Linked DNA regions of Homo sapiens: regions 1 and 3 are each linked to region 2. The links are chromatin contacts, found by Hi-C or POLR2A ChIA-PET in ENCODE. All regions are on one chromosome and are shown on one strand. Each heading gives the region's core, a stretch centred on a gene start or an enhancer-like site at or near the end of the contact. The rest is flanking DNA. Distances are from core to core; before and after follow the strand shown.

Evidence for each region. Hi-C counts contacts between places; a loop is a spot of excess contacts on that map. ChIA-PET counts read pairs that join two places held with the same protein, here RNA polymerase II (POLR2A). Pooled maps may share reads with other maps.
Region 1: a pooled map shows a loop between it and region 2 (7-fold over the local background). The contact joins the promoter of MRPL52 here to the promoter of PABPN1 in region 2. A Hi-C loop is called at or near these places in 8 of 50 pooled maps. POLR2A ChIA-PET finds 5 or more read pairs at or near these places in 3 of 52 experiments (BJ, CD4-positive, alpha-beta T cell and HepG2).
Region 3: a pooled map shows a loop between it and region 2 (4-fold over the local background). The contact joins the promoter of CDH24 here to the promoter of PABPN1 in region 2. A Hi-C loop is called at or near these places in 2 of 50 pooled maps. POLR2A ChIA-PET finds 5 or more read pairs at or near these places in 8 of 52 experiments (A549, CD4-positive, alpha-beta T cell, H1 and 5 more).

Annotation. Positions count from the first base shown.
Region 1 is chr14:22,828,444-22,831,143 of GRCh38, forward strand. MRPL52 (mitochondrial ribosomal protein L52) reads left to right here and starts at 1,444. Exons shown (of 5, transcript NM_180982.3): 1 at 1,444-1,497; 2 at 1,610-1,667; 3 at 1,744-1,811. The coding sequence starts at 1,470. RefSeq lists an enhancer at 1,348-1,427.
Region 2 is chr14:23,320,128-23,322,847 of GRCh38, forward strand. It overlaps PABPN1 (poly(A) binding protein nuclear 1), which reads left to right and starts at 1,330. Exons shown (of 7, transcript NM_004643.4): 1 at 1,330-1,693; 2 at 2,054-2,168. The coding sequence starts at 1,343. It overlaps BCL2L2-PABPN1 (BCL2L2-PABPN1 readthrough), which reads left to right. Exons shown (of 8, transcript NM_001387346.1): 4 at 2,054-2,168. RefSeq lists enhancers at 421-1,071, 760-829, 1,083-1,894, 1,895-2,704 and silencers at 1,230-1,659, 1,720-1,789.
Region 3 is chr14:23,056,201-23,058,900 of GRCh38, forward strand. CDH24 (cadherin 24) reads right to left here and starts at 1,320. Exons shown (of 13, transcript NM_144985.4): 1 at 1,203-1,320. It overlaps ACIN1 (apoptotic chromatin condensation inducer 1), which reads right to left. Exons shown (of 19, transcript NM_001386863.1): 19 at 2,364-2,700. LOC105370705 (collagen alpha-2(I) chain-like) reads left to right here and starts at 1,460. Exons shown (of 2, transcript NR_169511.1): 1 at 1,460-1,842; 2 at 2,085-2,449. RefSeq lists silencers at 1,200-1,319, 1,400-1,549.

The DNA.
Region 1 (2,700 bases), core at 194-2,693, 490 kb before region 2:
ATTTTCCCTTCACACCTGGCAGACAGTTAATGGGCTCTTTTGTAGGAGTTTCAGGATTTATAAAGCACTTTCACTCACATTATCACTTTTAGATCGTTTTCACAAATGTAACATATTAAGCATTTTTAAAATTAAAAAATGAAGGATAAATGACTTCTCCAAGACAGTACTGAATAGCAAGTGATAAAAGGAGGGGAGTCGCCAATCAGGGTTTGCCACTTTCTAGTACCTACCTCACAGGGTTGTTGCAAGGATAATATTAAGCAATGTGCGGTGGTAGCACTTATAAAAATGGAATGTCACATCTTAGCTCCAATACAATACCCCTTTCTCAGGAAAGTCATCTTTGATGGTCTACTGTAGATCAAGTTCACACTATAAACTCACAAACAACATGTATTTCCTTTCCCAGCACTCAATGACAATATTCATGTATGTCATCATTTGATTGTCTGTTTTTTTTTTTTTAGTTGGAGTTTCACTCTTCTTGCCCAGACTGGAGTACAATGGCGCAATCTTGGATCACCACAACCTCTGCCTCCCGGGTTCAAGCAATTCTCCTGCCTCAGCCTCCCGAGTAGCTGGGATTACAGGCATGTGCCACCATGCCTGGCTAATTTTGTATTTTTAGTAGAGACAGGGTTTCTCCATGTTGGTCAGGCTGGTCTCGAACTCCCAACCTCAGGTGATCCGCCAGCCTCAGCCTCCCAAAGTGCTGGGATTACAAGTGTGAGCCACTGCACCTGGCCTGTCTTGTTTCTTTTATACCGAGAGCTCTATCAGGATATTGATGTCTGGTTTTGTTCTCCATAAAATCTACGCCTAATACAGCACTTATCACACAGAATTTTTTTTGAGACAAGGTCTCGCTCTGTTACCCAGACTGGAGTGCAGTGGCATGATCTCTGCTTACTGCAGCCTTCGGCCTCCCAGGCTCAAGCCATCCTCCCACCTCAGCCTCCCAAGTAGCTGGGACCACAGGCATGCGCCACCACACCCAGCTAATTTTTCATTTTTTTGTAGAGAGGGAGTTTCGCCATGTTGCCCAGGCTGGCCCAATTTCCGATTAACTCTAGATTTGATTACTTTTCTTAGTCTAGGAAAACTGTGTTACAGTGATGCGAGGATCTGTAGAATGACGTGGATGTTACCCCTGAGATCAAAGTTACTATTAATATCAATTTCAATGAACTAGAGACCGCTGTAGGGAGGTTGTGGGAACTGTTCAGAACGGCTTAATCTGGGAGGACACGACTTCCACTGAGAATGCATGCGCTGAACGACAATTCGTTTTCACCTCAAAAACCTGTACTGCAGTTTTGTCTCTCCTTCCGTACGATGACCCAAGATGGCGGAGCCGTGATTGAAAACCCAGATTCAAGATGGCGACTTCCTGCTTCCCCGATAGCGTCGCGCGTGGCCACCGAGGCCACGCCTACTTCCGGCTACCCCGGCTACTCCTGCTCAGCATGGCTGCTTTAGGGACTGTTCTCTTCAGTGAGTGGGTATAGATAGGGACCGTGGACTCGGGGGCCCTTTGGGGACGGGCACAGGACCCCTGATCCGGCTGCGCGGCCTCTCCCCCAACTCTGCTCTGTTCTCCCAGCAGGTGTCCGGAGGCTGCACTGCAGCGTAGCCGCTTGGGCGGGCGGCCAGTGGCGACTACAGTGAGTCCTGGGATGAGGGCACCTGGGGGACCAGAAGCTGGGCTAGGTCCTCACAGATCTGTTTTTCTCCACACAGGCAGGGACTGGCTGCCAACCCCTCCGGCTACGGGCCCCTTACCGAGCTCCCAGACTGGTCATATGCGGGTAAGCGCTGATCTGGCAGTTAACTCCACTGGGGAGATTTTCACCTAGAGGGAACGCCCCTGGACGGGGAGCTGGGGGTATCAAGGTGGGGGCGTGTAAAAGTGTTTAACTTTTTATTTGGAAAACGGAATTTGGGGAAAGAAACCCTCTTGTTTATTTTGTAGATTGCATTTCGACTAAGGAAGGTAAAGCTAAACAGGATCTTGGCTTGTGGAGATAAGCAGAAGATAATTCTGACTTGGGGCCGCCAGGGTGGAAGGGGGTGACAAGACTTCTGCGTTTTTCAAAGGGGGACATTTTTTTTTAACCAAGAACCACTTTTCTCTGTGGTTAGTGAATTTTCAGTATTTGGTACCAAATGCAGGGAGAGCTCTTTGAAAAGCTGCAGAAATAAGCGTCTCAGAGGGGTAGAAGGATGAAGACTATGGATGGCAGGCTCCCTTCAGAAAATTCTTTTACCTTTACTTACAAAAGAGAGAGGGAGGGAGAATAAATATTAGCCCTAGAAGGGAGAACCTTAGAGAAGTTGAAGCTACTCCCCATTCTCCTTATGAGACTCCAGTGTACAAGTAGGAAATTTGAGGCCTACAGAAGTGAATTGCACATGATCATACAGCTAGGTAGTAGCAAATCCAGGACTAGAACATAGGCCAGTCCTCCTTGACAACACAGAGATCTGAATATTTAATACCCTATTGTTGCTCTCTAGGGGTATGATCCTGCTTAATTGGATAATTGGTGACTGAGGAAGATGGTGAAGATTTTTTCTACTTGTTATTTACTGTAAGAAGCCTGGCATCTCCTTGTAGTAGTATGGACTATTGGAAAGACTCTGGAATTACATATGACTGCTTTTTTTTTTTTTTTTTTTTTTTTGAGATGGGGTCTT
Region 2 (2,720 bases), core at 80-2,579:
GGGTGTAGTGGGAACCTGCCAGGAGAAATTCCTCTGGGATCTTGGGGGCTTGAGGGCTTAAATGAAGGGTGGCACCCAAATCCCCAATCAATGCCTGTTCAATCAACAAACATCTAACAGGACATTATGTGGTAGGCATATTGCCAGGCCGTGGAGATGCGAATATAAATAGGAACCGGCCCCTCATCTGCAGGCGCTCACAACCTAGTTAGGAAACAGTAAAACAATTAAGCGCGCCGTGGAGATAGGCCCACTTGTCCTGGGAAATGAGGGGAAGCTGGGGTTTGCAGTGGTTTGATTGAAGGGGGACTACATGTTAGAGGCACAGACTGGGTGCAGGTACACCCAAAGGAACGAGAAGAGTGGAAGGAAACAACATCCACAAAGTAACCACATGCTGGCGTATCGAAGGCCGTGATTTACGGTTTTGAGACTTTACCTCGCCAGCAAAGGGGGGCCAGTCTGTTAGCGGTGCAGATTGGAGGGGTGACATTGGAAGCTGTCCAGGAAAAAGAAAATGGAACTGGGGAGCAGAAGGCCTACGCAAGAGGGCGGGACAGACAGGACTTGTGACTAGTAGCTCTGGACTGAGGAATCCTCCCTGCTTTCTGGTGCGGGAGAGCTAGTGGATGATGGTGCCAATAACCTGGATGGGGAAAGTAAGCTCCCTCCTGGAATGCTTCATTCACAACCTCCATTTTCAGCAACATCCCATCTACTGGTGCTTCCTGGTCGAGATACAAGTTTCCTGAAACTGCTGCTCTGTTTTGGGCCTCACCCGGCCAACAGCTCACTAGCTGGCAAGCAGTAGTATCAAGATGGCGGCCCCCTAGGACTGGCTAGTCATGTGACCTCGGGTTTCCCAAGTTTGAAGCCCGGCAGTCCTTTCGGGGGCAAGGTTCACCTGTCACGAAACGAGTGTCACCCCTTCGACTCTCGCAAGCCAATCGGCATCTGAGACTGGGCCACTGCGGTGAGGCGATCGGAAGATTGGTCCTTTCCAGTCGCCTAGCTAGGGCCAATCACGGAGCGTCCCATACTTCGCGGGCCCGCCCGTAGGCCGGGGAGAAGCAGGAATATCGTCACAGCGTGGCGGTATTATTACCTAAGGACTCGATAGGAGGTGGGACGCGTGTTGATTGACAGGCAGATTTCCCCTACCGGGATTTGAGAATTTGGCGCAGTGCCCCGCCTTAGAGGTGGGGCCTTATTTGATTGCCAAGTAATATTCCCCAATGGAGTACTAGCTCATGGTGACGGGCAGGCAGCTTGACTAATGAGTCCTCGGCGTGGCCGGCGCAGCTCTCCAATCGCCGGGCGGCGGGCCCCAGTCTGAGCGGCGATGGCGGCGGCGGCGGCGGCGGCAGCAGCAGCGGGGGCTGCGGGCGGTCGGGGCTCCGGGCCGGGGCGGCGGCGCCATCTTGTGCCCGGGGCCGGTGGGGAGGCCGGGGAGGGGGCCCCGGGGGGCGCAGGGGACTACGGGAACGGCCTGGAGTCTGAGGAACTGGAGCCTGAGGAGCTGCTGCTGGAGCCCGAGCCGGAGCCCGAGCCCGAAGAGGAGCCGCCCCGGCCCCGCGCCCCCCCGGGAGCTCCGGGCCCTGGGCCTGGTTCGGGAGCCCCCGGCAGCCAAGAGGAGGAGGAGGAGCCGGGACTGGTCGAGGGTGACCCGGGGGACGGCGCCATTGAGGACCCGGTGAGGGAAGGAGGGCGAGCGAGCAGGCCGGCGGCTGGCCGGCCGGGTCACTGGAGGCCCAGAGCTCGGGCGAGCGGGTGGCAGGCGGGGGGTGGGGTTGGGCGGGGAATAACGTGGCTGGGGCCGGGTCGGGCCGGGGATGGGTCAGCGATCACTACAAGGGGCCCGACTGGCTTGATTCGGGCGTCACGGTTGCCTAGTGTTGTTCTAGAGAGGGTAGCTTTTCTTTTATCACGACCCTCGCATGGGGCGAGGGAAATGGCCGAGCATGGCTGAGGCCGCGCTCTGGCCGAGAGCAGGGCACAGCCCCTGCGTTGGTTCCTCTTAAGCTGTCCTCCATACCCTCCCCACTTATATTAGGAGCTGGAAGCTATCAAAGCTCGAGTCAGGGAGATGGAGGAAGAAGCTGAGAAGCTAAAGGAGCTACAGAACGAGGTAGAGAAGCAGATGAATATGAGTCCACCTCCAGGCAATGGTGAGTAACTGGCGGTTGCACGCGGAGCCCGGGTTCTCGGGTTGGAAGGGTTGTGGGGAGGATGGGGAATGTGGGGTTAGATACTCGGCACCCTGGAGCTGCTTGTCTGAGCTATTATGACTGTGCCGCGGTCATAGTCCGTTGTGTGTTCCTCTGACCTTTGTGAGGCAGAACGTATATTTTGGTGGTGGTAGCCTTGTGCCTCCCTTTGTGCCTGTTATAATTGTGTTGCTCTTTGTTCTTAGTCTACGTCTATCTTTCTTTGTAGAGGTTGCGTGCTCGCATTTGACCTTCAAATCTAATAGTTTTTCCTCCAATTGGAGACGCTTTAGGATTCTAAGAGAAAGCAAGCTGCAAGGGGTTTCCCCTTTAATCTAGAAATGTGGAGTCTCAGCCCACTTAATTTTGCTCACTCTTAAAAGCATTTCAACCAAAGCCATTCATTAGGGATTTGATTTGGAGGCAGGAGGGATTCCTATACTGTTTTAAGTGTGTATTAATTCTTTCAATTTATTGAATATTTAGTGAGTACCTGCTATGCACTAGGCACTA
Region 3 (2,700 bases), core at 70-2,569, 260 kb before region 2:
AGGGCTTAAAATTACGGAGTTGGGATTCATGGAGGTGTGGCCTTAAGGTGTCTAGGGTCAGCATGAGATGACAAGGAGTGCAGCCTCAGGCAGGGCTGAGAGTCTGTGAAAGTCCCTCCCCACAAGGGGGAGCCCCACTCTCCAGGCCCTGTCTCCAGCCCACGCTGCCAGTGCAGTCCTTGAAGGGGGACTGGGCTCGTGAGACAGGAGTTGGGAGCCAGAGCTGAAGGAAGAGGATACAGGGTGGGGGACAGGGGGAGGTGACCGGGGAGAGAGGTCCACCCAGAGGCTAGAGACAGATAATGACTGACGGCTAGACTGACTCAGGGACTGTCCGGCAGAGAAATGACTGGATGAGAGACAGAAACAGAACAGTGGCAAGAGACAGAATGAGAGAGACCAGGGCAGCAGCCTGGGTGTCTGAAGGCAGAGAGGAGTCCTAGGGGCCAGGCTTGGAAACGGGTCACCGGGGGCAGTTCCGGGCAGGCAGGGGCAGACCTCAGCTTCGGGGGTGTCAAGCCAGGCCTCGGGAACTTAATTCTGGGAGAAGGAGCAGACAGGAGGGGTGGAGGCAGGGAGGGGCCACGGGAAGGGAGCTAGAGAGGAGACCCTTCCCACTGCTCTCCTTTCTCCTAGGGGCGGGGGGGAGGACCCCTCAGGTAGCTGTGGCTTCTGCCCCTCCTCCCTCAGAGCAGACACACACCTGACAGTCCCTTTGCTCCCGAGGGAAGGGGGAAACCGGAGGAAGGCTGGGGACCAGAGAGAAGGCGGGATGAGGAGGCGAGAAGGAAGGGGATAGAGGAGTGGGAAACAGGATAGCAGGAAGGGGAGAGGAGAGGGAGGGAAAGGAGAGCAAGAAAGAGAAAAGAGAAAGGCAGGAAAGGGGAGAAAGGTAGAGAAAGAAAAAGGCAAAGAGGGAGAGGAGATGGAAAAAGGACAAGAGGGAGAGGGAAGGGTTGGGGAGACAGAGGGAAGGGATAAGGAAGGCAAACAGGCAGAGAAGGAAGGGTGAAGAGAAATCGAGAGAAGAAAGAGGGAGAGAGGTGCGAGGGGAGAAGGGAAAGAGGCAGAGCGCGGGAGAAGGGAGCCGGCAGCGGGCTCCCAGCCACGGAGCGCACCCCTCCGAAGACCCCCGCAGGCTGCGGGCCCCCTCCTACCCCTCCGCGGATTCCCGACCCCTGCTCCGGGGCAGGCGCCCTTACCTGGCACTGCCGAGGGGCCCAGGCCGGCGGGAAGCGCCCCCGCCCGCCCCCGTCGCCGGGTCCCGGGGGCACAGCCCCGAGCCGATTGGAGCGGGCGCCGCGGCTCCGCTGCAGGTCTGAGCGGCCCCGGCGAGAACAAGGGAGCGAGACGGAGGGGGCGGGGGAAGAAGACTCCGCCTGCGGAGGAGCGAGGCGGCTCCGCGCCGCGCGGGAGAGGAGAGCCCAGCCTCCGACCCTCCCCGGCCAGCCGGGCCCGCGCGGCGGGGGCGGGGGCGGAGGCGGCGCCGCGCGTCCGCCCCCTCGGCGCTCCTGGGCTGCGGGGCGCATACAGATGCGGCGCCCCTCCCGGACCGGGCCCGCAGCGCCCGGCAGGGCACTCGGGCGGGAGGACGTCCAGGCCACGGCGCCAGGCCATTTCCGAAGAGCTGGCGGGGCGGGTGCACCCGGGAGCGCGAAGCTGCCAGTCCCCGCCCGCAGCGGAAAACGGGCGAGCGCGCGGTGAGGTGGGGAATTCGGAGCCCACTGCGGAGAGACCCGGCTCCGGGCTCCCGGTTCCCGGCTGGCTTTTGGGACTGGTGTGGATGGAATCCCAGCTGCAAGGCGGCGGCGTTTTGAGAGCCCATGCAAAGCACGGTAGCAGGTCAGCTGGGGGACACTTAAGGACGGCAGAAGGGTCCAGAGAGTCCGAGGCCCGGGCCCAGGGAGCGGGTCGGGAACAGAGGCACGACATCGGCGGGAGGTCGGAGGCGGGCAGTGGAACCCTTCTTGGGAAGCTCGGTTACAGGGGCCAACAGAGCGAGGAGCTGCCGCCCCCTGGTGGTAGTTGTGGGAGGCACCAAGGTGGCAGGCAGGTGACCAAACCCCTAATTTAACCGTGCACAGGACCAGGAACCAGAAGAGGACCCACCCTCCTAGCCCTGCTGGGGTGCCGCCACGGACACAGGTTGCTCCATGCCTTCCCGAATGAGGAAGGTCCACAGCTTTGGGTTGGTCAGGGCCAAGGCAGGGGATAAAAGACGTGGGAAGTTCAATAAGCAGGAAGCAGTCAGCCTAAAGGAACACATGGAATGAGAGCAACTCCTACTCCAGATATCCTCAGATGTCCACGCTCAGATATCCACAGTGGCTTCTTAACCTGCCCAAAGAAAGCCACTCACACAGTTTAAAACTAAGTCAGATTTTTATTTTTTTTTCCATAGACCACATCATTTAATAATAAAAAAAATAAAAATAAAAATTGAACAAAAGGAAAAGGTGGATATAAAGTGGAACCTGTGGGAAAGAGGCAAGGGCTGCAGGACAGAAGAGACTGGGAACTGCAGGGGCCCTGGGACTCAGGAGGAGATGCTGATTCAGCTCATAGGTGACCCAGTCCTGGCCCCGGCTGTTCCCAAGAGAAGGCTGTAAGTACCCAGGGAGGTGGTAAGCAGGATGGAGGAAAAATCAGAGGACTGGGGCACCTGGCTGTTCCCCATCTCTGGCCAACCACCTCCTTGCC